Linked DNA regions of Homo sapiens: region 2 is linked to region 1. A link is a loop called in an ENCODE intact Hi-C map of the cell type or tissue named here. Cell type or tissue: GM12878. All regions are shown on one strand. Links, peaks and the distances in the headings refer to the core of each region. The heading gives the core; the rest is flanking DNA. Region 1 overlaps MGAT5 (alpha-1,6-mannosylglycoprotein 6-beta-N-acetylglucosaminyltransferase). Region 2 overlaps TMEM163 (transmembrane protein 163).

The links. A loop is a pair of places that touch in the nucleus more often than their neighbours do. Peaks named below come from ENCODE experiments on the same cell type or tissue, not always from the same donor. Only the 100,000 strongest peaks of a DNase experiment are listed, where the experiment ranks them.
Region 2: it touches region 1 in a loop (3-fold over the local background); 11 of 110 quality-filtered maps call a loop at or near these places.

The regions. Positions count from the first base shown.
Region 1 is chr2:134,444,585-134,459,955 of GRCh38, reverse strand. MGAT5 (alpha-1,6-mannosylglycoprotein 6-beta-N-acetylglucosaminyltransferase) reads right to left here. Exons shown (of 16, transcript NM_002410.5): 16 at 5,335-11,307. The coding sequence ends at 11,109. TMEM163 (transmembrane protein 163) reads left to right here. Exons shown (of 8, transcript NM_030923.5): 7 at 1,783-1,924; 8 at 3,180-4,197. The coding sequence ends at 3,240. Among named protein-coding and RNA genes, the nearest start is that of MGAT5, 200 kb to the right of the region's middle. In GM12878, for the core only: a CTCF peak has its summit at 8,920; a DNase peak (open chromatin) is centred at 8,918.
Region 2 is chr2:134,686,113-134,701,483 of GRCh38, reverse strand. The region is part of intron 2 of TMEM163 (transmembrane protein 163); the gene reads left to right. Among named protein-coding and RNA genes, the nearest start is that of TMEM163, 25 kb to the left of the region's middle. In GM12878, for the core only: no CTCF peak of the experiment used is centred there; a DNase peak (open chromatin) is centred at 10,708.

The DNA.
Region 1 (15,371 bases), core at 4,361-12,360:
CGCTCAGGGCTTTGTCATGGCTGTGGTCAGTCTGAGATGCTTCCATGAGGAGCCTGTGCCTGAGGTCAAAGGTCAGGACAAAAGCTGGGAATTGAGGGGAGCAGGGCTCATGGATTGGCAGAGGGCCAGCTCAGAGGACAGAGCCTGGGACACTCAGGTGGGGATGCAGGGGAGGACCCAGCAAAGGGGACAGGAGGAGCCTGGGGAGGGGGGTGTGGGGCTAGGGATTGACCCCCACCAAAAGGGGGCCTGTCACCACTGCAGGTAGCAGGATGAGGATGACTTTGACTTTGGGAAGGGCTGGGGGAGGAGGGAACCCGGGCAGAAGGGGGGTGTGAGTGTGGAGGCAGCAGGCAGACTCTTCTGCGGGTTTTGTGAAGGCCAGTAGCAGATGGGGGAGGCGTGGGGTGGAAGAAGAGTTCACTGGGGATGGGAAGGTGGGTTAATCCCAGTAGGAGCAATCCAATCCAATCTGGGAAGGAGGGAGGGAGGAACATCGCAAGAACCAGCCCTTGTTCCTGTTACAGGAACAGTTACAGGTGGGTGGTGGATGTGGTGTGGGGAATATGAGGTATCCTCGACCAAACCTCGGTGTCCTGAGCACAGGGGAGAGAAGGGCGTGCCACCAAGTGCGTTGTAGGGTCCAGGCCAGTCCCTGGGGTGCCCTTGCAGGTCCGCGGTTCATCTTCCATTCCTGTGAGCGGCCATTGCATCCCTGCCTTGGATCCTGAGTAGATTTGCTCAGGTCATCCCTGCCTGGCAATCTTCCTCTGCCCCAGGGGAAGCCAGGCCTGGCGTGGGAGGTTACGGGCCTGCACAAACCTACCAGCAGGGCCTCCTTGGGCAGCGTGGACCTGGAGCTTCTCTTGGGGCCACCAGTGTGTTGGGGCAGGGGAGGAGCTGGTGTCCTTCGCGGGGAGACCCTAGAAGCTACCTTAAGCCATTCCCTTCCCTTCCCATGTGGCCTTTGACAGCTCTGGTAAAGTAGAAGTATCACATGTAAGCTGGGAGCCCCAGTGGGCTGCTGTGTGAAAGGAGATGGCAGTCACTATCTAGTAGCTCCAGTTCTGTTTTTATGGCCATTTCTCCAACCATGTAGCCAATACTTTGCAAAAAACTTAGCATAATAGACTTTACATTTCTCTTCTGGAGGGAAAGGAAAAAACCTCAGGTTACTTAGAGGAGACTCGGGAGGGAAAGGATGCAGGTTGGGATAGAATGCCCTTCTCAATCTGGATAACCTCCATCAATGTATTTAACCTCATTCTTAGTTTTCTCATCGGAAAGCAGGGATGATGATGATAATGTGACGTCACACGATTGAGAAAGGTTATAGGTAACCACACGTCCTGAACACCCAACTCGGAATCTGGCCCAGCAGACACTCAGATATGAGTCCCCAAGTATTTGAATGTCTACTGTGAGCCTGGAACTGTCCTGGGGACTGTGGACTCAACAGAAAACCACACCCCTGCCTCTAGGAGGTTTGCGTTCTAGCGGGCACGGGCGAGACCAGCTATAAACCACATATGGCGTCAGTTCCCAGAAGAGAAATAAAGCAGGTACAGAATGATGGTGGGGGTGACGGCTCTATTCTGGGAGGTATCTGGTGACATTTGAGCAGAGACTTGATGGGCCCAGGTGGTGGCTATCACTCGTGAGAGCTTTGGGCATCATTCCTCCCAGCACATGCTCCAGTTACGTGGAGGCAGGACTGGCATTTGGGTGATTTTCTTGGATTGCTTGGCACTGCCATCTAGCCTCTCTCCACTTCCTTTGCAGGGTTTAACTCCCTCGTGGGTGGCGTGATGGGCTTCTCCATTCTTCTGAGCGCGGAAGTGTTCAAGCATGACTCGGCGGTCTGGTACCTGGACGGCAGCATAGGCGTTCTGATCGGCCTCACCATATTTGCCTATGGGGTCAAGTAGGTTCTTGTGCTTTCCTGTTTGCTTTCCTGGCAGCTAGGAGTGTCCCTTTTCCACCGCCTTCCCCAGTCAGGAAATGACAGGCTTCTGAAGGTCATATTTTGTACCTGTGCCCCTCCTGAGCCTGACCAGTGTCAGGTGACTGGAAAAGCACCCAGCAGGGGTCAGATATCCTTGGGGCTGGCACAGAAGTGAGGCAGGGACAAGAGGTATCAGGCCTTTAAGCCACAAAGGCACTCCTTGATTTCCATCTGATGCCTTTAGGACCCTTCGTGTCCTGACATCTATGCTCCTTCCTCTCTGACAGTCTTCATGATGCCCCAGGGAAGCACCTTTGCGTGGTTTCCTCACAAGTGGAGCCCCTCCTGCCACAAATGGGGGATGCAACAGTGTGCTGGCCAGAGGCCGCATCCCTAGCCTTAGAGAACTTCTTGCAAAAGGGGACTAGTCAGTGCAGAAAGGCCGTGCTGGCATCACTGACATGGACTTCAGCACCCAGGCTGGAGCTGGCCTTTCAGAGAACCATTTCTAAAGGGTGCTCTGCTTTTAAATGTTAAAATGCTTCCATTCTCAAGGAAAGGTAGGATGGCTATCATCAAAAAGAGGGACAACTGCCAGCGTCAGTGAGGACGTGGCGAAAGTGGAACCCTCATCCATGGCTGTGGGAATGGACGATGGTGCTGCCATGGACGCAGAGTTACCATTCGCCCCAGCACTTCCAGTCCTTGGTATACACTGCGGGAGGATGGAAACAAACCTCCACACTGAAAGTTGTCTGTGAAATTCACAGCAGAGTTATTCACAATAGGCAAAACGCAGAAGCAACACAATTGTCCATTAACAGATGAATGGATAAATGTGGTAGATCTGTGCAGTGGACACTTATTCAGCCCCCAAAAAGGAATGAAGTGCTAATACTCGCTCCAACATAGATGGACCTCAAATATTATGAAGGAAGTCACAAAAGGCCACGTTATGTGATTTTGTTTATATAAAATATCAATAGGCAAATCCATAGAGGCCAGAAGGAGGGTACTTCTCGTCAGGCGTGGGGAGGATGGGGAGTGAATGGTACAGTGGACATGGGGTTTCTGAGATAACACAAATGGATGAATATACTAAAAACCACCGAGCCACATAGGGTGAATTTTATGGTATGTGAATTATCTCAGGAAAAAAAAAATGAAAATACGCTTCCCCAAGCTCTTCAGCCCCATGCCATGGAGGTGACCTTGTCTGTCTTCGTCTTTGCAGACTCCTCATCGACATGGTGCCGAGGGTGAGGCAGACACGTCACTACGAGATGTTTGAGTGAAGGGGGCCAGCATCCGCATGAGACCATCGAGATGAGGAGTTTCCACATAGGCAAAGGGTGCCAATATTTAACTGAACATCTGGTTTCTTTTTGGAAGTTTTCTTTCACATGGTTTGTCATTACAAGACAAGGTCTGCCCAGCCAGGTGGATCTACCTTGCCCCCATCACCTGCCGCCCCCATCAAACATGTTGGGACAATGCCCATAGGAATGGACCTCCTTCCCCGTCTCCAGCTGGGACTGGCGTTTTTTAGTCTCTGGAGTATGATGGTTCTCATGGGTAGGATGAGATCTTTGGCAGAAAGGTCTTCGGTGGTGCTCTGAGCCTGCGCTGCATAGGACTGAGCAGACCCACCTCCTCCAGCTTGGGTGGCCCTGCCACTCCTGGTTCCAAGTCTCTCCTTTCCTGGCAGGTCTTAAGGGAAGATTGTACCCCTCACCCTTTACATACCCAGAATCATCAGTATGTCACTTCCTAATTTCTATCAGTGTATCTCATTATTTCATACTGTTTTACTAATCCTAAGTCTAAACAGATTTGCTCAAAAGGAGACCATTCTATTTTTTAAAGTACTTAGTGATACACGTATAAGCTTTGCATGGACGAATTAAATAAGCACATTGACCTTTTCTTGTACATTCAGAACCTGAACATCCATGTGAAAACTGGGTCCATTTTTGAGAGATGTGAAACTACAGTTTATTTGTAATAAATAAATATAATCTATCCGTATATGCATATATCTATATGCTGTGTTAAGTGGTAATGGGTACATTACAGTCTGTGAGAGATGGATCGCTCCCTCTGTAAGGAACAAGACGTTCTCAGCTGATGTCACGGTAGGTTTAGATTCTGTAGAGTGTTCCCCAACCCGCACCGTTCTGTACCTCTCACACCACTGCTTGCCCGGGCAGTAGTGGCTGACCAATAAAGACCTTTACCTGTTTTGTATGGCATGGGAAGGCAATCTTTGGCAGTCGTCACCGTGCGGCACCAACACATGGGGAGACCCGTCATGGGCAGGTTTTCCGCTGTGGCTGAAGGATGACCTGGGAGGGGAAGCTTGTGCCTAGGGGTGCTGAACGTGGAGACCCTGAAGGACTGTGGTGCAGGCCGCCCTCTCTGACCACTCAGGTAGGGGCCACACACTCACCTGGCACCGAGGGACAGCTGCTCCATGGCCTTGCTGCAGCTTTGGGGCCCTGTCTCCCCTCCACGCCAGTGAAGGGAGTTTGTTCTGTGAGGTCATGGAAACTTGGTCCAGTACCATGCTTTCAGGTTGCTTCCCCAGCAGTACTGAGGAATACGTCAAGGGATGTTAATATGTAACAACATGAACTAAAGAAAAAAAAGATTGGGAAGTGTAGGAGCCTGTAGGTTTCTCTTCTGCTGGTTTTCTCGTTGTGTCTAATATACATCATGGAAGCTCAGGGAGGGGAAGTGACACTGGTAGCGTTGCCCAAATGTAGGCACTCGGCTTTCCCTTGTGTTCTAACATGCTCTGTGAACTGTGTGGGGTGTCCATTTTGGGCCGTAGCCAGGAGGCCCGCCAGCTTCAGAGAGGCCATGCAGATGAGGGCCAGTGTCATCTGCAGACAAACTGTTGGGTGGGGCATGGACTAACCTTCCCTGTCTCCAGGGCATTTGCCTAACCAGCTGCTCATGGCTCACTGCTTCCTGGCTCAAAAGCTGCTCTTGAAAGGGAGAAATCTATTCTAGGTCCAATGGTCGCTGGTGCTCAGCCCCTTATAGAGCTATTTTTATTAGCTCATTCTTAAAGATTTTTCTCAAAATCTAGCAGTTCACTTTCTAATTGAATTTCCTTCTAGGGGAAGGCAGCACAAGGAGAGTGCGCTAACATGAGTAGTGGTGGATGTGATATAAGGGAAGGAATACACAGTAGTAAAACCTTCCCCTCTCCACTCCTTAAGTATACCTTCCTGTCTTCCTACCAGCCGTTTCAACAGTGTGCTGCAAACCGTGAAATACAGCTGGGGGAAGCTGTGTGCTGGGGACGCGCCTAGACAGCAGCTCAGCTTTGTTCTGGAGGTGACCCTGCATGCACCCGCCCCCCCAAAAATCACTTCCACCTGTCACACAAGAAAAGTTTATTGAAAAATAAAGTTCTCCCTAGTTTTCTCTACAACAGTGGAAAACAAAGCAGTGCTCTCTATGCCAGGACAGTACATTTGGACGGCGACACCTTGTTTGCAGAATCCTGCATTACTTAACCCCCGAAGTGAATCACACAAAATGGCTGTAACCAGGATCTGTTTGAAGACACAGATGCAAACGGCCATTAGCTTAAAGACGTCAAGGTTGTGACAGCAACTACAGTGGAAGGGACGTCACCATCTCCTTTGGCATCAACTATTATGCTATTAATACTTGGGTAGGACAATGAGCAAAATGCTTCCCAAGTTCGCTCCCTCTCAGCTTTGGCAGATGTGAAGCTGCTCTGAGGTTCCTGACACGCTGTCCTGAGAGGCGTGTAGACCTCCAGCACCACAGATCCTTTGAGCACCACCCCGTCCCCGCCATCCTCCATCAACAGTGGCCCTGCCCACCACATAAGCACAGGGTTCTCCAGCCGTGGGGTCAGGGTGGCATTGAGGGAGTGTCTTAAGGCTCCACAAAATCTGGGCTACAGAGATGCTTTGCAGATGGGAAATTCCAGTCACTGCATCCACAGGACGAGACTGCTGATTTGGCGGAACAGAATCCAAAGGAATTTGACGAAGTCACCAAACTCCAGCAAATTCCACACCTGCAATCTATCCAGAGTTGTGCCAAGACAGGGCAGGAGATAAGGAGATAGATAAAACTTTGAATCCATCAGGGAAGTAAGAGGCTAAATCCTCTCCCCCAAAACAAAAAGCAAACCGATATTTAGGTGATTTGGGAAAACATTCAGTCATGAGCAGCCTCTAGGAGCTGTTCTGAGAGGCCAAAATCCCTGCCCCATTGCCCCCAGCTGGCAGGGTGGGGTTGGTTTTCTCCAGGAGGCGGCCAGGGAATAACCTTTAATTTGATGGAAACATGCAGAACTAACCAGTCTGGGAGTCTGATCCCTGAGGACAGGAGGGGCCACCCCAGCCTGTAGGGGCCGGCAAAGGGACCTGCCTGGGGAATGTGTAAGTTCAATTGGTCATTCCTTCTCCCTTAACGCAGAAAAGCCTCTATTATTGCATTCAAAGGAATACTGTTAACTTTGACTCAAGGGGTGCAGTCTGCCAGAGAACCCATTTTAATTTCTAGCTCAAAAATGTTCCTTGAGGAAAACCCTTGGAATGTTCTGAAAGACGTCAGTGGGGTAAGGTCCAGTATGTGGCTAGCCAAAGGTCACCTTTACCTTTTCCAGCTGGAGTTCATAAATTCTTGCAGCCTTGTTTCCTTGGGGGCTGAAGTCTGGCATATTTTCAAACCAGTGCATTCAAGAATACAGTAAGATCCCAACCAGCAGGGTAGGCCGAGAACTGGGCTACTCTAAACCAGTAATTCCTACAACATTCAATCAACTTGGAATCATGTTTTCATGTAGGTATTATTTTTGAATCAACAGGAAGGGAATGAGCTCAGCTCTATTTCTCAAGTTTTACGAAACACTAATAACAATATTTAACATTTACTAGGGCTTACTATGTGCCAAGCACTGTGCTAAACACTGAATCCTCACAAAACCCTAAGTGCTAAGAAAGCTAGGGTAATTTTTTTCTGCATTCAAGACTCTACAGCTAATTTGGTCTTTTGCTATAAAAACTTGGTCTCCCACTTTTTGTTGAAGCGAACAAGAATCACAGGAACTCACCCTCAGCTTCACGAAACTCCCAGCTTCCTAAATGAGCATGAATCTATTTATGTCCATCCGTCTACTCACATGAAGATGCTCTGCAGCTCCACAGGGATGGATGGGATTAGAATAAAGCCAATATGGAAATTAAAATACTTTTAAATAAATAAAATAATCCAGGCTTGGGATAGTAACACATACAACAGAGCCTGTCGTTAACAAAATAGACTTTTCTTTTTAAATCAAGAATTTTTGGCCAGAGGTGAGGGTGGCAATGTCTAATATACACAAGCTAGGTAAACCACCTTGGAGAAATGGGGTGGCCACCGTGGTCTGCCCTAAAAGGCACACACCTACCTACAGACATACAGTTTCAGTCCAACACATCATACTGATGTCAACCCTGTCAGTGAGCTGCACTGGGCTCCACTCCCAAAGGGGAAGCTCATTATTCACTTTTATTAAATCTTGCATTCACTAAAGAAACAAAAAAGGGGTGCACGTTCTTTCCCTTTCATGATGCTAAAGTATTTCTTCTCCAAGCAGGGCCCTGAACTCCTTGGATGCACCCATTCACATGATTCTGCCTCAGCCACACCTCAGCAAGTGCGTGGGTGGCAGGGAACACAGGCTGGTTGACACGTTGGCAACCAGCAGTCCCAAGGTAGACCCAAAGGTATGGCAGAATCCAGCCCTTTCTTGAGGTTCTCAAGGCTTCACACCCTCCTCTGTGGGTGGAAGTGCACATGCATACACGCTATGGCCTGGCGGGGGGGTTATAGGGAGCGTCTGGTGTCCAGCTTCAACAGCTACAGTGGCTCAAGAACATGTCCTGTCTCTTAGCTGGAGGAGTCTGCTATTGCCCTTCAACAGCATCCGGATTCCAAAAACCCCAAAGAAAAACGAAAAGGCACATCAAGGAAACAAATATCACTAAAGAAACTGACTAATATCTCCAAACGCACAGCAAACACACAAAAAAGCAAACTGTAATGAGCAGTGACACAAACCCAGTCCAAACAAAAATGAAAAGCATCTCCATTTATACATGTGCAAATCAAACTGCATACACAAAATAAATGCGGTGTTTACCAGCATTCAAAGAAGTCTTTTTACTCCTCAAAGTATCTACCTTTCAATGGAAAGCTTTCTCTTTTAGTAAATTAGATGAATGTTTTCCCTCAAGTTTTTTAAGAGCTTAGGATCACAATGGGGAAAATAATCCAAAAAAACAGGCAAGATATTATAGCGGGGAAAAACATTAATCATAACTTAGGATTTCTCTCCCCATGGAACTGTTATCAGCTATAAATCGGTTTAGGATTCTATCAAGATCAGCAATGGCAAAACCTCCGCAGGCTTCCAGCCCACACAGGGGCACCTTCCTCTCCTCTTCCATGCAGGGCAGTTGGAAGCCCCCTCCCCAGTTTCCTCTCCAGGATCACTGACTAGACCTGGGCCAAGTCTGAGGAGGCCTGGGAGCCAGTACACATTCAGGGGTCACTGACTCTTCAGATAATGCCCTAAACAACTGGAGTGTGGGCTTGTTTGCTCCAAGAGCAGCTGCCCTGTCAGTGGAACTCCGGCGCACTTCCACTCAATACTGGACTGGGGGGGATGAAAGAGGGATTTTTAAATGGCAGAAAAGTGTTCTTCTGGGCTGTCTGGCCCGGGCAGGGCGGGTTGTGACTTGGAAAAGAAGGGGAAGGTAGGGAGGCCTTGAACTTAGGGACAGCCAGCAAATGATCCTTGCAGCTTTTGGAACACAAGGCAGGGCTAAGGTTACCTTTCAGCTTCCTTGCTTAAGTAGCAGTGGCTAAGTGGGTTAAACTTTGCTCGGCCTGCAGGCTCCCCCTGTTGGTCAGATACTTGCATTGACATCCTCAGTGTTCAATGCTCCTGGAAGAGCCCAGGAGAGGGCGGCACTGGCCCAGGGATTGCAGGTCAGGGAACTCTAGCAAATTCCCACACCCTAGGGTACAGCCAAGAGGCCCATTCACAAGGAAAAAGCTCTTCCTTACAGCAAGGATGCCAGTCATCTGCCCTCCTACTGCAGGAAACTGCCCTTGCTTAAAAGAAATGCACAGGCTCATACACACACACACACACACACACACACACACACACACACACACACACACTCACTCACCAAGGTTTCCTTTGGACTTCTGCCCTTCTTCCTAGGCCCAAGCAGAGGCTATTCTCAGCCAGGTCTGGAGGCGCCCCTGTGATGATGCTCAGGGCAGAGGCCTCCCCATGGTACTCTACCTGGCAGATGTGCTTGGGGGCCACCTAAGGAGTGGAGGAGGCCCCGGGTGCCCCCCACCCTCCTCTTAGACTGGAGATACAATTGAGACGCACTGAGCAGGGATCTCAGTGGGCCTAAGAAAAAAGGCTGGCTGCACATTTGTGTAGCAATTGAGAAAGAAGCAGAATGTAACTTCCCAGACTTAAAGGCCCCACACTAACTCTAGTCCCCATGAAGCGGAATTCTTCCTTTCCCTCACATTCTGAAAGCTACCAGCCATTACGCCTTGCCCATCAGTTCTGCCCAGCGGAGGCTCCACTGGGCCGCCCTCTGTTAGCAGGAAGGGTGCTTGGAAGCCCCGGCACAGAGCACATCATTGAGCGACTGAGGCGCCCAGCAGAGGCCAAGTGGAGGACGCCAACCGCTCACATTAGGCAGAAGGGGTCTCACTTGCATCAGCATGGAGATGTCAGGGGCTTTTCAGAAACTTACAAACTTGTACAGAGCATGGCAGCAATGATTCAGTGGGGTGGGAACTTATACAAAGGCAGAGCATGGGGGGGTCCAGGGTTTGGAAGGTGGGGTCCAGTGTGTCTGACCAGGCCAACCTGATGACTGATTACTCAACAAGTCAGAGTGATCCTGCCTGAAGGAAAAGCCAGCACCAGATTCCCACCTTTGCGAGCTACACCCTCAGGTGAGTAGCCAGGACAGGGCACTGCATTCATCCTGAGCTGCCCCCACTCCCCCAGCAGACATCAAGAGCCCCCTTCCCTGGACTTTGGTGCCATCAGAGGGGACACAACACAAGCCCACCTGTCAGGAGCCCAGCTCCGGTCGCGCCACAAATTCTTAAGGACCGACTTCACTCCTGTCCAAATCTTGGCTCAAAGATAATCCTCTCCAAGTCCATGAACAGCGTGAGTCTTTCATCTCTACTTTCCTCCTCATAGCGGGGCTGGAGGGAGGGTGAGTTTACCAGAAACTCCAAAATCCCTCAATCCTGTATTTCCTTCCCAAAGGGATTCTAAAAGAAATTACGGCCAAGGTATGTGTCTGGGCATGGGGACATGGAGGAAAGGGGCCTCATCTCCTTTTTCGTCCCTGGCTGGGCTCTCTGGACAACACAGGCACGTCCCCCTGACTGAGGCAGCCCATGCTCTAGGTGCCATCTATGACGATGCCCTGGGGAGTTTGGCTGTGCTTCCAAAGCAAAAGTTTCTTTTGTTCTGCTGCCATCTGTTTTGAGCTGCCAGGTCCCCATGGCTGTCCCTGAGCAGGCCACCAGCCCCACGGCACACGGTCTCTCTCCTGCACCCTGCCCAAAGCAGACAGAACAACAGTATAGTGAAGGTGGATGATTAACAGTGGAAATAAAAGAAGCCTGTGATCAATCCCTCCTCTCCCTCCCGCGGTCCCCTCCCTCCCACCCGAATAAATAAGTTAATGGGTTTAGGAATATTCCCATTCAGAGTTCTTTCCCATCAGCTCAATTCCTCCTGTTTTGTTTTAAAGGACTCTTGAGACTTTCTTTTGCCCTGGAGCAGCTGCAGTGACAGTCTTCCCACAGTTGCTCCTTGAGAAACAGAAATGATGTTGTGCCAGGGACAAGCCAGGCTCCTGGCCTGACATACGCTCTTGTTTTGTTTTGGTGAAGACTCCACTGGGTTGCTCGGAGTGCAGCAAGGGCAATGCCAATTCAGAACCTTCTACGAAAAAGTTCAGGCTCTTGCCAGAGTCCCTGCATGACTTCTGTCCCTGGCCCTGCCTGACGGGGCTGGGGCCACTGTCTTCCCCAGCAGCATGGTGCAGGGCTGAGCAGGTAGCTGCTATAGGCAGTCTTTGCAGAGAGCCACCTGGCCCTTGATGAAGTCCCGGCAGGGGCAGACCCTCTGGTGCCTGGGGTGGGCGCCTGCACAGCTGAAGAGCAGGAGGTCACCTTGAAACACACAGTGCTTATTCTTAGGGTCAAAGGAGGGCACCAGGATGTCCTTGGCCAGCTCTGAGCTTTGGCAGGTCACCTTGTACCTGAAGAGGAAGAGAAAGGCACAAGTGTTGGTGATGAAGGGACAGAGCCTTTCCTCGTCACTGGCCCTGTGAGCCCCCATCTTGAGGCATGGGGGGATGTTCAGTTGTCTTGTCCTACTTTAGAAATGAAATGGTGCCCACCCTCTTCGTCTGCAATCCTCCACCTCTAGGCATCTAGACTCAGGAAGGCATGTGTGCACCAGGGAGTGTGTGCAGGGGTGTGTGTTTGAGGCTGCCTAGTGAAGCTTTGTCTGCAATGGAGAAAAACTGGAAACAACCCAAATACTCACCAAGCAGGGAATGGCCAAATAAATCATGGCCCTTCTGTGCTTTTAGAGTTCTCTGCAGCTGTTGAAAAAGAATGAGGGAGAAGAGAGGAGCAGGAGAGTCATCCTGGGGAAAGGTGAGTCCCAGAATGGGAAGCACAGGGGAACCAGCCCGCAGTGTGCACACGGGAGGTGAAGGCTGCAAGTCGAGACGGCTATGTGCTAATGCCTTAGCAATGGCTGCTTCCAAGAAGTGAGAGTGGGGCAAAGCTCAGCATCATTTACGTTCTTTAAGTATGTTTAACTTTTTAATTAAAGGCTTTAAAGAATTCCTGTTATATGGCCTTAGCCTCTTGCTGGAAAGCTATCAGACAGAAGGTGCTGTCCTGGGGCATCGCCTCCCTGGGTCTTTGCAGCCACCCTTAAGCCATGGCAATGGTAACCCCAGTTAGAGGAAGGTGAACTGAGGCTTCAGGATGTGCAGAGACGGCCTGAATCCAGGCCCTCTCTCCCCAGCCCTGTACTTCTGCCATCTTCTCCCAACAGCTGAGTGGTCTCAGGCGGTGGAGCCTGGTGGCTTTGCTTCCTTTGGCTGGGACCACTGCGTAGGGGGGCCAAGGATATTCTGATGTTTCCATTCCCAACAGTTTTGGCCTCTTATCTCATATCTTTCCCTCCCACTTGGGATGACTGCTCCCATCCACCTTGCTTCCTGAAGGAGGCAGCGGCCTCACCTGGTGTCCTGCATGAATGCGAGGTGGGAACCCATGCTGTATCTGATATCAGAGAAAGTGGTGTTGGGGGACGGGCAGACCTGGGTTTGAGTCCTGGCTTTGTCTTTTAGGAGCTGTGTGGCCCTGGACAAATGAGTGAGCCACTCTGTGGCTCAGATTCCCTTCCATAGAATGGGGATAAATGATTCTTTACTGCAGGAATTAAGTTAGTGCTTCTACAGCATGTGACAGAGTCAAGCTCTAAGTAAGTGGATAAATGGCAACCATCATTGTTGTCAGGATTGTGGTCATTGTCGTCATCACCCTGCCTTGGCAGACATCGGATGGGCTATACCACCTCCCCACTTGCTTGTCCAGTGGTATGAATTTACACACCAACCATTTCTATTTCACTTGGTTCATGGAAGTCTCATTTTTCTGCTGACACGGAGGGGATGAGGATGGGGAGCCTGAGGTTTCTCGTTGCCTCTGAGAAGCTTCCAAATGGGCTTGTATGTGTATGTATGCATATGTGTGTGTACATGGGCATGTGTGTAGAGCATGTTTATGTACTTGCATTTGTGTGCGTGCATGCGTATGCATATGTGTATGTGTATGTAAAGCATCATTTTCTCTCCTACTCCTGCCCTGTCTTTCTCTAGCTAACCAGCTGCCTGGGGCCTTCCTCCCCTTGCCAACATTAATCCTGCGATTCCCCGCACATCTGCTGGGGCTTCTGCTGAGATCTCCCAGGCTGTCAGCCTGGCTCCTGCTCAGTTGCAGCTGAAGCCCCAACTGCTTCTGGAACTCAGCATGTCACTGGTGCTCAGGCCTCCCTCCCCCAGAGCCTGCGGCGCCTCCTGCACGTGTGAACTGCACCAGGAGCCCAGACCTGCTCAGGAGAGCGGGACTCTCTTCTCTTGCTCCCACAGTCACCGGGAGAGCACTGCAACTACCCTAAATACCCCACCACCCCTGCTCTTGATGCCAGCTGGGAGATGGTAATGCCCAGGGAGTTAAGGTCATGAATCATGAAGGGAGAGGGCAGGAAGTCAATTTTTATGGATTTCCTAAAAGGAAAAATGAGTCAGAGACTTGCAGCTACCAGCTCCTTCACAGAATACCTCAGCTGGACAACAGAGAGAAAAATATCTGGAACTCAATTCTGAATGACAAGTTTACATATGGAACATGACCTTGGGATACAGGTTTATATTTATGACCTTTTTTTTTGGGTGAATTACAGCAGCTGCTGTGGCTTTACTTAAACCATCTGCCGGCACACTGCTAACCAGAGCATAGAAATCTCTACGGCGACTCTCAGACCCCATGGCGAGGAATATAATTGTCAGGAGCTATGAAAAACCCTCCTGCTCGCTCCCTGGGTCACCTGGACTCAGGCTCTAGGCCACCATCTCCCGGGGTAGAAGCACACATGAGCGTGTGTCTGTGAGCAGGATTCAGCTAAGGCTGCAGCAGCAGAAGCCTGCCTGGGGTGATGCACAGAGACCGCCGCAGAGTGCTCAAGCAGCAGACGCTTCACCAGGCCACAGGTGAGACCCGACACCAGGCAGCTCCTCAAGGGTTCAACTGATGGATTCGGCTGTGGAATGCAGGGCTCTAACCAACCCCCTGGCCCCAGTGTCTTCTAAGCCCCCAGTGAGCTCTGCCTTTTACTGGCATGCATGTGCCCATCCCATAGCTCTGAGCAGTCAGGAAGGTGACTCCATTATCCTTGGGAGCAAAGGTCATCAGTGAGGCAAAGCAGCTTTCCCCAATCGCTAGAGCACATGGAGACCAGACAGCCTCTGCAGCCCAGGATCCTCAACCCCTAGGGGGTCCCTGCCTTTCCAGGCAGTGCATGGTGCTATGTCTGCCTCTCTGTCCCTGCAGTGTCTGTCTCACAAACAAGCACATCCTCCTGCTCAGAGACCCCACCGCAGTGTGCCATCTTCCTTTCCTTTCTTCCTAGTTTCTTACAGGATGGTAGTTAAAGTTTCTGGGCCCATCAGGTCTCAGTTTACAGTTTATAGCTCTTGAAGAATAAAAAAAGGCAAAGCCTCCCTCCAATGGGGCTGACCACGCTGTGACTGAAGTCACAGGCACTGGGCTGAGAAGTCACCAGTCCCTTCCTGACACAGACCTATAATGCACAGGACAGGATGCGCTGGACAGGAGGCGAGTGCTGCTGTCTCACCTGCTGCTCCCGCCCCTCCCTCCTGCCCCTTCCCTTGAGTGCCTTCCCTCCCTTAGCCCCCTCTCTTGAGGGCTCTGTTCATTCCAGCTCTGCCTTGCCAGGTCCCACCTGGCAAAGACTCCACTGGGCTGCTCTGAGTGCAGCAGGAGTATTACCAAATCAGAACCTTCTACCAAAAAGTTCAGGGTCTTGCCAGAGTCCCTGGATGACTTCTGCCCTTGGCCCTGCCTGATGGGGCTGGGGTCACTGTCTTCCCCAGCAACATGGTGCGGGGCTGAGCAGGTGGCCTACTAAGGGTCACCTTCCCTCTCTCAGGTACCAAAGCACTCAGTCTACACTGTACTGCTTAGAATTCTTTGCACAGAGCAACCCCAGTTGCCAATAATTTAACATTGTAGAAGAAACAACTTTAAGAGGTAGCAAAATTAGAAACTGGGCAGGAACACATGTTCCTGTGTATGGAACTGAGGTCCTCTCCACTGGGCCCCACTGGAATGGACCCTGGCACTTCCTGGAGCCTGCATCTTCCAGTCTCCACCCCAGTCTGGGAGGAGACTTGTCCAGAGGATGTGGGTCGCACCTGAATCATGCGTGCTCTGCGGTGGCCTCTTCAGTGCTTAACTGCGCCCTTGCACCCTGCATGCACAAGAACTCGAGGCTGGTTTCCTGAATGGCCCTGATTCAAGACAACACAGGACACTCCAAAGGGTTCCCCTGATGTGATATACTAAAGTCATACTATAGAGTGAGGACAGGTGGTTCTTAAACGCTATGGATACCCAAAGACTGAAAAAGGAACTTAAACTTAGCTCAAAGCAGGCTCCAAGTTGGAGATGCAAAGGCAGCACTGGCTTGCAGGAACTGCTAATTGCTAATTGGCTATGAATA
Region 2 (15,371 bases), core at 7,353-15,352, 240 kb before region 1:
CTGGGCAGAGCTGGGGAGGGATTCTGGAGAACTCTTTTTTACACAGGCTTTGAACAAACCTCCCTATTGCCAGTCTTCTCTTTATTATACTGTGCTACCAATTTCTGTTTTATTGGGTGTCCTGAGGTGTAAATTGGGTTGCCTTTTTGCTTTCACACTGCTGTGTTAGGAGTTTGCTTTCTGGAGTCTGTTAAATCAATTACCACTTGCCCATATGCTTTCTAGCTTCTAAAAATTGTTTTTGTTGCCTTTTCCATTTTCTTTTTTTTTAAATTCACTCTGATTTCTTTCTAATTTTTATGGTTTTACTTTTTTATATTTAACTTTTTAATTTGTTTTGAATTTACTTTGGAGTACCAAAACAACATGTTTAGTGTCTTTGTACATCGTCTGAGCTCCAGATCTGTGCTTCCAACTGCTGGTTAGACCATGTGGACCGTCTCTATGCCCCATGCATCTGCATTCATCTAGTTTTCTGGAGGGGTCTCTTCCATTTTTTTTTAAACTAATGGGTTTGTCTTTTTATTTTTTACTTTATTTATTTATTTATTTATTTATTTATTTATTTATTTATGTATTTTCGAGACAGAGTTTTGTTCTTGTCACCCAGGCTGGAGTGCAGTGTCACGGTCTCTCAGCTCACTGCAACCTCTGCCTCCTGGGTTCAAACAATTCTCCTGCCTCAGCCTCCCAAGTAGCTGAGATTACAGTCACCTGACACCACGCCCAGCTGATTTTTGTATTTTTAGTAGAGATGGGGTTTCACCATATTGGCCAGGCTAGTCTCGAACTCATGACCTCAGGTCATCCGCCCGCCTTAGCCTCCTAAAGTGCTGGAATTACAGGCATGAGCCACCGTGCCTGGCTGGATTCATCTTTTTAAAAACACCCCTCTGTTCTTAGTTTAGTGGGGTTTTTAGAGGAAGCAAAAGTACATGAGGAACCATCCTGCGATATTTCCCTGGAAGTGTCAGAAGAACAATTTGTAATGAAAAATATAGTATGTGAATCAGAAACCAATGAGGAATAACTAGAGAATCGAACTCTACATCAGAGGAGCTTATCCAGAATATGGAACAGGGATTCTCAAGTTCACGTTTACTAAAAAACATGGAGGATAGGATAAGCTCCAATACAAACAAGTAAGAATTCCAAAAGCAGAAAAGAGAGGAAATAGAAAATAGTCAGTGTTTTTAGAGGCATCTGAAACTGTTTTGGAGCTGATGGGAGGGATGGGGTACATACCTTTCAAATCATTAGATGGAGAAAAAGAATTAGGAAACTTCCCTTAATCAGTAGACAGCAGAAGTGAAATACATAATACAAATAGCATAGAAAGTGCAAAATAAAATGTAGAAACAAATCCAGATGTTTCAGAAATTATCAAAAGTGTAAATGAATTAAAGCTATCAGGTAAAAGTCAGAGATAGATTGCATTAAAAAAAAATCAAGCTGTATGCTGTTAATAGGAGACAAATTTAAAACGTAAGACCACAGAATTCCTTAAATGTAGGGATAGAAGAAGATGATCTGGCAAATAATAACAAGATAAAGTTGATGTAGCTATTTAATTAGTGAAAATAGATTTGAAAACAAAAAGCATTATTAGGCATAAAGGGTGTTACCATATAAACAAAAGTTCCAACCACCCAGAAGATAAAACATTTGTGAATTTGCATATACCAAACAACAAAACCCCAGAGCACTCAAACAAAAATTGATGGGATTATAGGTAGAAACAGACATATCATAATTACAGTGGTAGACTTTAATGCACCTCTTTTACTAGTTGATAGATAAAAAGAAAAAAAATTCATGAAAATATTGAAGATTTGACTTGTGGAATTCAGTGTTTTTCAAACACTTTTGACTGCCATCCATAACAGGGAATGCATATGTGATGTAGAATATATCAGAATATGTAAACTTATGTGGTTATATACTCTATGTCATCATATCTACAACATTTTTTTTTTTTTTGAGATTGAGCCTTGCTTTGTTGCCCAGGCTGGAGTGCAGTGGCACAGTCTTGGCTCACTGCAACCTCTGCCTCTTGGGTTCAAGCGATTCTCCTGCCTCAGCCTCCCAAATCGCTGGCACTACAGACGTGTACCACACGCCTGGCTAATTTTTTGTATTTTTAGTAGAGACAGTGTTTCACCATGTTGGCCAGCCTGGTCTCGAACTCCTGATCTCAAGTGATCTGCCCGCCTTGGCCTCCCAAAGTACTGGGATTACAGGCATGAGCCACCATGCCTGGCCACTCTACAACACTTTTGATTATAATACGCTACGTGATTTTTTGTACTAGAAAATAAAATAATTGCTGCTATTGAACTGTGCGCTATGCTAGTCATTCTGTGAGCTATTAATACTTGATTCCAGAGTTGTTAAAATGTGAAAAAAATTTCACTTTGATAATTTCTATCCTTTTTCATTTAAAAAAAGTGCTGGTCACATCCTACCAAATTCATTTTATGCCTTACTAGTGAGTTGTTACCCTTTAGTTTAAAGAATATTGATCCAGTGGCTCAATGTGGAGCCATGCATCCAATAAGGATGTTTGCACATTATGGAATATTTGTAAAAGGTGACTGCTTCCATCATATGCAAGCGAATTCTCATCACATTCCTAAGGATGTGCATTTTACAATGTTCTCTGACCACAGTGCAATAATAATTTGAAATCAAATATAGCTAAAATACCTGTACATATCATAATACATGTTGGGAAATTAAGCAACACATTTCTGAATAGTTCAAGGATAAAATTTATATTAAATATTAAACAATATTTAGAGCTTACAATGAGAAATTGAAAGTTGATAAACAAAACTGTCCAAAACAAGAAGATAAGAAACAGAAAAAAACTGTAAATGCAAGATAAATAGAAGAAAGGAAACAAAACTTTGAAGAATACAAATAAATGAAAGAGAAAAAGATATGAGAAATCAACAAAACTAAAAGCTGTTTATTTTAAGACTAATAAAATGGGCTTAACTCTGGTAAGATTGAATGAAAAAGAAAAGAAATGAGTGAAAGGTAATTAGAAGTGAAATGAGGAGTGTAATTAGTAATACGAGAAAATTTAGGAAATGAGACCATTATTTACAATTGTATGCCCATAAATTTGAAGACTTGGATGAAGTGCATAGTTTACTAGAATAACTTGCCATGAATGGTTTATGACCATTAAAGATGTTAATCCAAGACGGTAGTTCATGATCAGAGGTGATTTTGCACCCCCTCCCTTCCCTGGAGACATCCAGCAATGTCAAGAGACACTTCTGTTTGTCACAGTTGGGAATGGAGGTGCTACTGGTATCTACTGGGTGGAGGGCAAGAATGCTGTTAAACATCGTAGAGTACACAGGACAGCCCCTCACAGCAAAGAATTATCTGGCTCAAAATGTCAGTGGTGCCCATGGTTGAGAAACTCTGATCTAGGCCAGCAGTGGCTTTATGAGTGCTTTTATGAATGTTCAAGGATCAGATAATCCCAATCTCATGCACTCCATTCTACAGAAAAAGAAGGAAAGCTTCCTATATCATTTTGGGACTACTACTACTGTGATACCTAAATCAAAGGCAACAGAGAATTTATAGGTCAGTATCACTCATGAATATAGATACAAAAAGTCTTTAATAAGATATTTGCAAACTAAATCTCATTGTGTTTATATAAAAATAAATAAATAAATGAACATGCTCACCACATGTGTTTATTTTTGGAATCTAGGATGATATAATCAGAATGTTTATTATGTAATTTACCATGTTCATAAAAGGTCAGGAGTTCGAGACCAGCCTGGCCAACATGGCGAAACCCCGTCTCTACTAAAAATGTAAAAATTAGGTGGGCATGGTGGCAGGCACCTGTAATCCCAGCTACTTGGGAGGCTGAGGCAGGAGAATCACTTGAACCCGGGAGGCGGAGGTTGCAGTCAGCTGAGAGTGCACCACTGCACTCCAGCCTGGGTGACAAGAGTGAAACTCCATCTCAAAAAAAAAAAAAAAAAATTGAGAAGAAACCTATAGTATCTCTCAATACAAAAAGCATTTGGTAAAATTCAAGACAAGATAAAAACTTTTAGCAACCAGGCTGGGAATTGCTGATAAAGGTTATTTAACCTAAAATATTAATTGTAACTGGTAAATTAGGCAGACTCAGCCCATAAAAATCTAAAATGAAGATAAGGACGTCTGCTGTTACCACTTCTCCTTATTATTATACGTGATGTCCTACCCAGTATAGTAGGGCAAGCAAAAGAAAGAAAGGTACTGTATATGGATTGGGGAGGAAAAAAGTAACCATCATTGCTTGTGGATATTATAGTTTACATAGAGCTTTATAGATATTATAGTCAATATAGAGCTTTCCATAGCTCTACATAGAAAAGCTAAGGGAAGCCGGGCATGGTGGCTCACACCTGTAATCCCAGAACTTTGGGAGGTCAAGGTGGGCAGATCACCTGAGGTCAGGAATTCGAGACCAGCCTGGCCAACATGGCGAAATCCCCTCTCTACTAAAAATACAAAAATTACCTGGGCATGGTGGCGGGTGCCTGTAATCCCAGCTACTCGGGGGGCTGAGGAAGGAGAATCGCTTGAACCTGGGAGGTGGAGGTTGCAGTAAGCTGAGATCATGCCACTGCACTCTAGCCTGAGTGACAAGAGCAAAACAAAAGAAAAGCCAAGGGATTCTGCAGATACTATTAGAAGTAAGAAATTCCAACAAAGCTGCTGGGGATGGGTAGAAGTTTAATATACTAAAATCAAATGTATTCTTATATAATAGCAACACAGCAATACATTTTTAATTTTCATAATGATGTCATTTCTCATAGCAACAAACCAAAAGGAATAAATCTAATATAGGTATAATTCCTTCATGAAGAAAATTATAAAATGCTATTAAAATGATAAAATAAGATCTGAATAGAGAGAAATCTCATGTTCAGAGCTGGGAAGACAATCTAATAAGGATGTCATTTCTCCTTATATTAACCCTAATACATGCAATTTCACTAAGAATTCCAATAGGCTTTTTCCAGTGCAGTTGGTAAGCTCTGAAATGTTGATGGAGGAATAAAGGGCTAAGAATAGTCAAGATAATTTTCAAGAACAAGGTGCATATATATCTCAAAACTTCTAAAACTAGGGCAGTTGAGATTGTGATATTTTTAGGAACAAATAGACCAGGAAAGTTGAATAGGGAGTCCAGAAATAGTAACCACATATATGGAAATTGGATATGTGAGAGAGGTAGCATCACACATCAGGGAGGGAAATAATGATACCACCACAATTGGCTGTCTATATGGAAAAACTAAAATAAGTTTGTACCTCCCACATATACAAATATAAATTCCATGTGATTTAAGAAACTAAACCTGAAAAGAAAGAATTTAAACCTTTTTTTTTTTTTTTTTGAGACGGTGTCTTTCTCTTGTTGCCCAGGCTGGAGTGCAATGGCATGATCTCGACTTGCTGCAACCTCCGCCTCCTAGGTTCAAGAAATTCTCCTACCTCAGCCTCCTGATAGCTGGGATTACAGGCACCCACCACCACGCCTGGCTAATTTTTTGTATTTTTAGTAGAGACGGGGTTTCGCCATATTGGCCGGGCTGGTCTGGAACTCCTGACCTCAGGTGATCTGCCTGCCTTGGCTTCCCAATTACAGGCATGAGCTACCATGCCCAACCAAAACTTTTAAACAATAATATGAGACTCTCCATTTGACCTGGAAGTAAAAGAAAGGCTTTTGAATTTAAGACACAGAAAGCACAAACCATGAATAGAAACTTCAAAAAATTTAACTTCAAGCTGACTAAGAAGAACTTTGGGCACAGAAAACACTATATAAAACAACTGTATCTTGGTAATAGCTCTTCTGGGTTAACTTTTTTCAGGTAAAAGGTAGTTTCATGTCTTTCTAGTTCAAGAAAACTACAGTTTTTATAGTATTTGTTCTGTTCTGTTGCTTTGATTTAATTCCTTAGGGATTTATAATGTATGTGTATGTTGGCTCTTTTTTGCTTGTCATTTTTATCTAGTATTTTTTTCCACATCATTTTTATTTTTCATTTCTTTTTGATTAAAAATTTGCCCGGGCACGGTGGCTCACGCCTGTAATCCCAGCTACTGGGAGGCCGAGATGGGTGAATCACCTGAGGTCAGGGGTTCGAGACCAGCCTGGCCAACATGGTGAAACCCCATCTCTACTGGAAATACAAAAAATTAGCCAGGTGTGGTGATGGGCACCTGTAATCCCAGCTACTCAGGAGGCTGAGGCAGGAGAATTGCTTGAATCCGGGAGGCGGAGGTTGCAGTGAGCCGAGATTGAACCACTGCACTCTAGCCTGGGTGACAGAGCGAGACTCCGTCTCAAAAAAAATTTTTTTTTCCTCCTTTCCATCATTTAGTTCTCTAAAAGTATTAGCTTTGTTATTGGTTTTGCTATTTTAGTTTTTCTGATGTCTTTAAGGAGGAATTCAGGGAAATAAAAAAACTTTCACCACCAGTTTTTTTCTTTCCAGAAAACCGTGGAGTTTGTATTTCTTTTTACCTGGGTTCCTTTTACATTATGCTTTTATTTATCCCGGGAGATTTCTGGCATTCCAGTTAATTATACTTAGAGACATTGTAGTATTTTTAGATGTCAGTTGATCTTTGTTCATTTGATAAAGTACATTTTCAAAATGGAAACTTTCTGCTATATTTTTTAAAGAATAATGTGTGTATATAGTCATTTTGTGAGAGTTTGGATCTAATCCCAGGTTATTCTTCAGTGTGAATGAGGAGATATGGTATCAGAACTGAATAGATATTTATTACAGAGTAATTGATGTACCAGTCTCCTGAAAGGAGAAGCTTAAACTTTACATGTCCCATAAAGAGAGCATTCTTAGGGAATGAATTCTGCATTACAAAAGATGGCCATTTTTTTATCCAAAGCAAGGACAGATGTGATTTATTTCTGGTGAAATAAGTTCTTAGTGGTAAGTAAATCTCAGTACCTTTAAGTGATAAAGTCACCATGATAATGACACTAGTCCTTTAGTTCTCCAGTATGGGCAGTGCCATTCTTCCCAGATGCCATCATTAGAGATTCGTTACCCTCTTTAGGTCAATTCCAATAGTTCTTCAGCTTTTGTTTGAATACTTCTAGTACTGGGATTCTAATAACTTAGCGAGACCCAGTTTATGTTGCCCAGTCCCAATTTCAGAAAGCTTTTTAAATGGTTAATTGAATGGTTTACCTTTTTCTAACTCCTCTTTTATAGTCATTATTTTCTTAGCTAACACTTAGCAAGCACATAGTATGCTGGGCACTGTGCTAAGTGCTTCCCACAGATCACACTTCATTCTTGCAACATTGCCCTGAGGTAACATTATCATCCCCACTTTGTAGATGGGGATTTTAAGACTCAGAAAAGTTAGGGAGCTTTCCTAAGTTTCCAAGCTCATAAGAGATAGAGTATTCACACTCTGCCCTACTTGACTCAGAGCCTCTACTCTCAACCATGGGACCCATCTCCATTGTTCACAAGACAGATCTGCAGTGCGAGCTTATTGTGTTGTTTTGTCACCTCTTCCAAAGACTGAACATCCCCAGACTCTTCAGCTGTTCCTCATGTAGGAGGAAACCCACTCTCCTGGCCAACCTTGTCTGGACCTAAAGGTGTCCTGTTTAAAGCAGTGCCCAGAGGTGTCTTCTAAGTCATGTCATCAACAGAGAATATAGTAGACCTGCTATCTGACAGGTATGGAATTCACAGTAATTCCTACCAAAGCAGGTCAAGGTTGATTTGTTTTTAAAAGCTCCATCATGCTGTAGGCTCAGTTTCAGGTTTTTTTTTTTTTTTTTTTTTTGATGTAGTTTTTGCTCTTGTTGCCCAGGCTGGAGTGCAGTGTTGCAATCTTGGCTCACTGCAACCTCTGCCTCTTGGGCTCAAGCAATTCTCCTGCCTCAACCTCCTGAGTAGCCAGGATTACAGGCACATGCTTCCATGCCCGGCTAATTTTTTTCTATTTTTAGTAGAGATGGGGTTTCGCCATGTTGGCCAGGGTGGTCTCGAACTCCTGACCTCAGGTGATCCACCCGCCTTGGCCTGCCAAAGTGCTGGGATTACAGGCATGAGCCACCACGTCTGGAAAGGTTTCAGTTTTTGATCACCTACAATTGCTGGAGTTTTAAACCAATGTTAAAATTTATTTTTTTAAATGTCTTACTCTTCAAGCAGGGCCCATATCAGTATCTGCTAATACTCAAGGTTTCTGGATGAAGAGGGAGAGTAAAGAGTTCCAGAGCCTAGAGGGTGGGGAGGGCAGAATCTCTAAAAGAAATAAGGGATTAGAGACAAAGCAAGGGTTCTGTGGCACTGTGGAGGCTGAGGCACAGGGGGGTCCAGAGATGTCTTCAGTGTGAAGATGCTGGGTTATGGCCTGGCAGTACTTTGGGAAGGAGACAACTGATGATCAGTTGGAAACCTGCAACTGGAACGTGACTGAGGTGCTGGAAGAAAGATGGATTTGGGAGTGTTTTGCTTTAGGGCAATGACTGAGGCAATGTGGTGGATGGGTGAAGTAGCCTGGGATCATGAGGAGGAGAGAGGAACTGCTTTGGACTGAATTGTATTCCTCAAAATAAATATGTGAAGCTGTCACCCACAGTGTGATGGTATTTGGAGGGGGAGGCTTTGGGAGGTGGCTCAGTTTACACAAGGTCATGAGGATGATGAGGTGATGAGGGCAGGACTCTCGTGATGGGATTGTGCACTTATAAGAAGAGACACCAGAGGGCTTGCTTCTTCTCTGCCTCCACCCTCTGCACTGAGGAACGGCCGTGTGAGGACGCAGTGAGGAGGCAGCCATCTGGAACCCACGGGGAGCCCTCCCCAGACACCAACCCTCCCAGCCCCTGGATCTTGGACTTCCAGCCTCCAAAGCTGTGAGAAATAAATTCATGGTGTTGAAGTCCCCCAGCCTGTGGTATTTTGTTATGGCAGCCCAAGCAGACTAAGGAGGGGAAACGGCAAAGGACAGAATTTGGAGAATGACTTCTCTTGGGGTAGGAAGATGATAAGGAACTAGTGGAAGACATAGAGGTCAGAAAAGTTGAAGGGAATGTATTCATTTTCTCTGGCTGTTGTAACAAATGACTGCAAACTTGGTGGCTTCTAATAACAAGATCTATTTATTCTTTCACATTTCTGGAGACCAGAAGTCCAAAATCAGGATCGCTGGGCTGAAGTGAAGGGTCAGCAGGGCTGTGCTCCTGCAGAGGTGTAGGGAAGAATACTTTCTTTGTTTCTTCTGTTCTTGGTGGCTGCTGGCATTCCTTGGCTCATGGGCATATCACTCCAGTCTTTAAGGCTGGCATCTTCAAATCTCTCTCTACTTCTCCCTGTGTCAAATCTCCCTCCACCTGTCTCTTATGAGGACACTTGTGATGGCATTTAAGGCCCACCTGGATAACTCAGGGTCATCACTCCTGCTACGGTTCTGAAATTAATCACATCTGCAAAGATATCCACTGCAGCCCCTGCCTCAATCCTATTTGTTGCTTATTAAGGTAACGTGCACAGGTTCTAGGGATTAGGATGTGGAGCAAGGATTGTACAAGGATACAGAAAGGCAAATACAACACTTCAAGAAGGTGTGACCAGCGATGTTACATGCCAGCCAGGGTCAAGGCTGAGGAGACTGTTCATTGGAGTTGGTGTTTAGGATGTCACTTTGTGACTCTGCAGAGAACATTTTGTCAGAGTGGTAAACAAGGAAGCCAGGTTGCCAAGAGATGGGCATGAGCATTGGAGAAGGAAAGGGACTGTCAGCATAGTGCTGTCTATTGGAGAAGCCTGGCGGCACCTAGGGTTGTCTGACAAGGGTGTACGTGCGCATGTGTGCATGTCTGTATGAGCATGTGTATGTGTACATGCACGTGTGTGTGTATTTACAATAGAGTTGTTTGGAAATACAATGAATAACATTCATTTTCTCTTCCCAAGTTCAGAACCAGAGAGGAGTCAAACAGAGGGAAAGCAAAATATCAGCTTCATGGCTGAGAAACCCGGATTGGAGAATGGGGCTCTCAGTACAGCCACAAGGGCTTCTTGATGTTTGGTGCCTACGCTAGGCAGACTCAGTGACTTGACTGCTCCTCCAGGGACACGGGTCTACTTGTGGAATGACAGGTGCTGACTTGAGATCCCCTTTTCTGCAGAAGGCCAGCAGCAGAGAGATGAAGAGGGGGCTTTGCTACCCTTGTTCTTGGAACTCACCAGGCATTTTGATTTCTCCCCTGTTCTCCCCAAAGTCCTGCTCTGGGAGAGTTGGCTGCTCCCTGCTGAGGCCCTCACTGCTGTTTGTATGAACCACTGCCCTCCTATTTCCCCAGTGATTGGCAGAGTGCCTCCCCCACCCCTGACTACCATTCCCGCCAGCCACACTGTGAGCGCCTGGAGTGTGGGACCTGATCTCCTCCGTTTTGTCACCCACCCCTGGGGCACCGATTGCCTGGACCAGGTAGATGGGTAGTCAGGGTTTCTTGAATAAATGAATGAGGAAGTTGTCTCTCAAAGTCGTTATCCAGGGCCCTGTCTTTACTTTAGTAGTGTATTTCCGTTTCACTGATATTTGCATTTTGCTAGTATTAGGCTTTACACTGGTGGGAATGGCCACAACTGTGATTATACAAGGTCTAATTAGTCAGCCTTGAGAATAGCTGTGTAAAGAAAGCCAAAGTCATGAAGTTCTTAATTGTGTCAGAGGGAAGGATTGGGTTTTTTCATAGTTTGCTCAAGGCTCTGAAGAATTCAGTGGCTTTTCTTGTGGTAAATGAAATCCATCCTTCACCTTGATTTGTGACTTTTCTCCTTTATAAATTGCCGATATAGGCTGAGTGCGGTGGCTCATGCCTGTAATCCCAGCACTGGGAGGCTGAGGCTGGCGGATCACTTGAGGTCAGGAGTTCAAGACCAGCCTGGCTATCATGGTGAAACCCTGTCTCTACTAAAAATTAAAAAATTAGCCAGGTATGGTGGCACACACTTGTAATCCCAGCTACTCAGGAGGCTGAGGCAGGAGAATTGCTGGAACCCAGGAGGTGGAGGTTACAGTGAGCCAAGATCATGCCACTGCACTCCAGCCTGGGCAACAGAGTGAGACTCTGTCTCAAAAAAAAAAAAATTGCTGATGTAGGTAAAGTTTGATAACTTGATGGATATCCAGTGTATATAAATGCAAAGAGGCCGGGTACGGTGGCTCACCCCTGTAATCCCAGCACTTTGGGAGGCCGGGGCGGGTGGATCACTTGAGGTCAGGAGTTGGAGACCAGCCTGGCCAACATGCCGAAACCTTGTCTCTACTAAAAATACAAAAATTAGCCAGGCATGGTGGTGCGTGCCTGTAGTCCCAGCTATTTCAGAGGCTGAGGCACGAGAGTTGCTTGAACCTAGGAGGTGGAAATTGCAGTGAGCCGAGATCACACCACTGCATTCCAGCTTGAGTGCCAGGGTGAGACTCTGCCTCCAAAAACAAACAAACAAACAAACAAACAAACAAACCGCAAAGGAGCAAGTTGACTTTTACTTTTGGGCTCTGCATGCCGTTCTTTGGAGAAACCACATTTTTGATGGGGACCTATATTTGCTTGGGTGTTTATTTGAAATAAAGTTAAAATGTGTAACTTTGTGGTACATTTGGCTGTTAAAATTTAGGAAGCCATAACATTTGGTCATAAAAGCACAAGCTATTAGTTTTTCTAACTGTATCTTTTCCTCTGAACTCATTCATGTGCACTAGGGAGAGATGAACTGTGAACGTTTCCCCCACCTCTCTCATCTTGTTTTCCTCAAGGAAGCCCCATCCCTGAAGCAGGCCTCCCTGGAAGTTTCTGGACCTCTGAGTTCCTTTGAGTGGCAGCAGGCCTCTCAGGAGTGGGCAGTTGGAGAGGATGTCACAGTGCTAGTCATTTGGGGAAGTGAGCTGAGTCCCTAGACCAGTGCTGTCCAATAGAAACAAAATATAATTCTAGTCACAAATGTGACTCTCATGTGTAATTAAAAATTGTCTCCAGGCATGGTGGCTCATGCCTGTAATCCCAGCAGTTCGGGAGGCCGAGGCAGGCAGATCACCTGAGGTCAGGAGATTGAGACCAACCTGACCAACATGGTGAAACCCCATCTCTACTAAAAATACAAACTTAGCCAGGCGTGGTGATGCATGCCTGTAATCCCAGCTACTTGGGAGGCTGAGATAGGAGAATCGCTTGAATCTGGAAGGCAGAGGTTGCCGTGAGCCAAGATCATGCCATTGCACTCCAGCCTGGGTGACAGAGCGAGACTCCATCTCAAAAAAAAAAAAAAAACAAAACAAAAAACTTAGGCACTCCATTAAACAAAGAAGTAAAAAGAAACATAAAATTAATTTTGCTGATATTTTTATTTATCCCAGTATATCCAAAATATTATACTTGGTAATAAAATATAAGAATTATTGAGATATTTTACATTCTATTTTTCATGTGAAATCTTTGGAATCCAGTGTGTGCTTTACACATGGAGTACATTTCAGTTTGGACTAGCCACTTAGCCACGTTTCATGTACTCAGTACCTACATGTGGCTAGTGGATACCATAGTTCCAAAGAGAGTGTGCGTGTGTGGTAGCAGGGAGGAGGGAGTGGGGCGGTGTGTCTGAGTCCTGAAAGGAAGATAATCTGTTGCTTAGTATTATAAGACATTAGAACAGGATTAATACTTTGATGAAGATTGAAGGTCATTTCTTCCATTGCTGCTCAATGTCTGTTGCAGGAAATATGTAGAGTGTCTATGAATGTCTCCAGTGGAGAAATAGTTACAGCTGAGGGATTTGGGTGGTGGGAGAACTAAAATTATTTCTCTTCCAAACTCCAAGTAATATATTACCTAATTACTCTTTCCTGTTTAGGAATATTTTGAAGATTAATATATTCCCCGGTAGAAGGACTGAGAGAATCTAGGAATTTGTATAAGGAGGAAATTTATAAGGACTAGAGAGATTATTTCTAATTTGTCATAGGTCGATTATTGACTTTTTATGTGTATTCGGTACACCCACCAAGGTGACATTCATTTTGATTTGTTTTCTGGCAGCCGACCTTTGAACCTCTTCATGAGTTTGGAGACACCCACCATTTGTGTCTTGGTGGGAGGGGAAGCAGGGCTCTGGGAGGCTGGAAGAAACTTATTTCTCAAGATGCTTGCAGCTCGGGCCGAGGCACATAACTGAAGCAGAACCAGTGAGAAGCTCCTGCTTGGGGTTGTGAGTCTGGCAGGAGTGTCTTTTGAGGTTCCTTCGCATTGGAGATGACAGCAGTGTCTGGTGCGCAGTGGGGAGCTTGCTGCGCAGCCAGAAGTCAGGTGCCTTGGTGTTGAGCGGCCGGTAGTGGCTTTGTTATTGGAGTGGTCTGGCCATGCTCTCTGCTGTGTTTCCAGTATCTGGCCTTCCTTGGTTCCTATGCCCTTCCTGAGCTTGTTTTGCCAGTCTTCCAGTCAGCTGAACTCAGAACTCTTCCCCATGTAAATCCCTTTTCTGTTTGTTAATTAGAGTTGGTGGGTGCTGTTGGCAACCAATAATTAAGCTCCTTAAGTTTGGGAATTGTCTTGATACTTTTATGTCATCCCATGGTGCCTTGCATAGAGTTAAACATTACATTATTGGTTGATAAGCTAGGTTCTGCCTTTTACCACACTGATGTCTTTTCTGATGAAAAAGTCCAGGGTATCTAAGTAGGGTGCTGGTCACAGTATGTGATTTATAATGAATTAACCTCCACTTGGAATAACTTTACTGAGCTGTTACCTGAATCATGCATTGCACAGTTGAATGGCATTTAAGAACGAGTTTTGCCACCTTCGCCATATTCACTTTGTCACAGCCACACTGCATCACTTTTAGAGAGGCCTCTGATGTTCAGCATTTTCATGACATTGTTGAAATTGTATATGCAGATGAATATACATTCATTGTGCATTGTTATTAAACTTATACATATTTTAACATTGATTTTGTTTATCAGCATAATATGTGCTCATGATTTAAGTGAAATAGTGCTAAAGTTGATCACAAAAAACAGATCCCTGTGGGTCCTTTTCCCTCTCTCCACCTCCCATGGCTACTTCTTACCCGAGAAGCAACTCTTCCCAACATTTTATCTGTGCTTTTTTTGTCAACCCCATTTCTAAAAGCCATCACGTTTTGGCATTTCTGTGGACCTATTTTAGCAAGTGGAGATTTTTACTCTCTTCCTTTCTGGGAGATGATTCTTCCTGGGTCTCACACATTTCTGGCCATCTTGCAAGTAGAGGTACTAACTCGCTTTCTTTCTGACTACTTTTTCAAGGATGTTTGTATAGTCTTGGATGATATAGTGTCTTCCGCCAGAGCAAAAGGCAGTTTGCTTATAGCTTTGGAAGATAGAGATGTTATGGGCTTATTGCCCATTGTGAAAAAATCAGCTTCCCTAAGCTTGGGTTCCTCTCCTGTAGTGTAACTCACTGTGTCTGCAATTTTCATCTGCACTTCTTTGGATGGCCAGGGGAATGGGGACTTAGGAAACCAAGGCAGAAATGCTGATTCTCTGGCTACTACTATTGCTGTGAGTAATAAATCGCCCTTTGTCTCTGACCCAAAAATCTCATGTCTTCTGCCAGCATTCATGAAACTGGCTGACTAACTTGTTACCTTGCAAGTAGGGTAAAATCTCTGATCCTTCACAGCTTTTCACTTCCACGCCTCCAAATTTCTTAGTATTACAATCTTTGGTTAAATTTGTATCAAATGTATTTATAATTTTTACTGCATAAAAATTGTATCATGATGAGCCGAGTAGCATGCTATGATTCTACCTCCTTTTTGGCCCCATAAGTCAATCACTGCCTTTGAAAAATTTTTAGTTGGTGAGTTTTCTTTTACTCTGGTCAAGTAGTCCCTTGCTTTTTGACAGCTCTATAATACAGAAAACACAACTCACGAGTCAGCTGTCATATAACCTAGCAGTTCTTTCTTTTGACTGGGGTTCTGCCCCTGGAAGCCACCACCATCCTGCTTTAATATGTACGGATTGCTTTTTAGGCTCTAGGCTGCATGGTTGAGCCCGGGGGCAGGCTTCGCAACCCATATTCATGGCCTCCTCTCCCTTCCTCCACCTGCTGTGGAGGTTGGATAAGCCGTTCACTTAAAAAGCTTTTACCTTTTCTTTTCCCCAGCCTTTCCTGCAGTCCAGGTGGCTATGGAAAACTTCTGGCAGGTGAAATGTGAGTAGAGGCTTATCAGGCTGGGGTGGGGAGGGCAGCTGGGTTCAGGGAAGGTTTGTCCTTTTTTGAT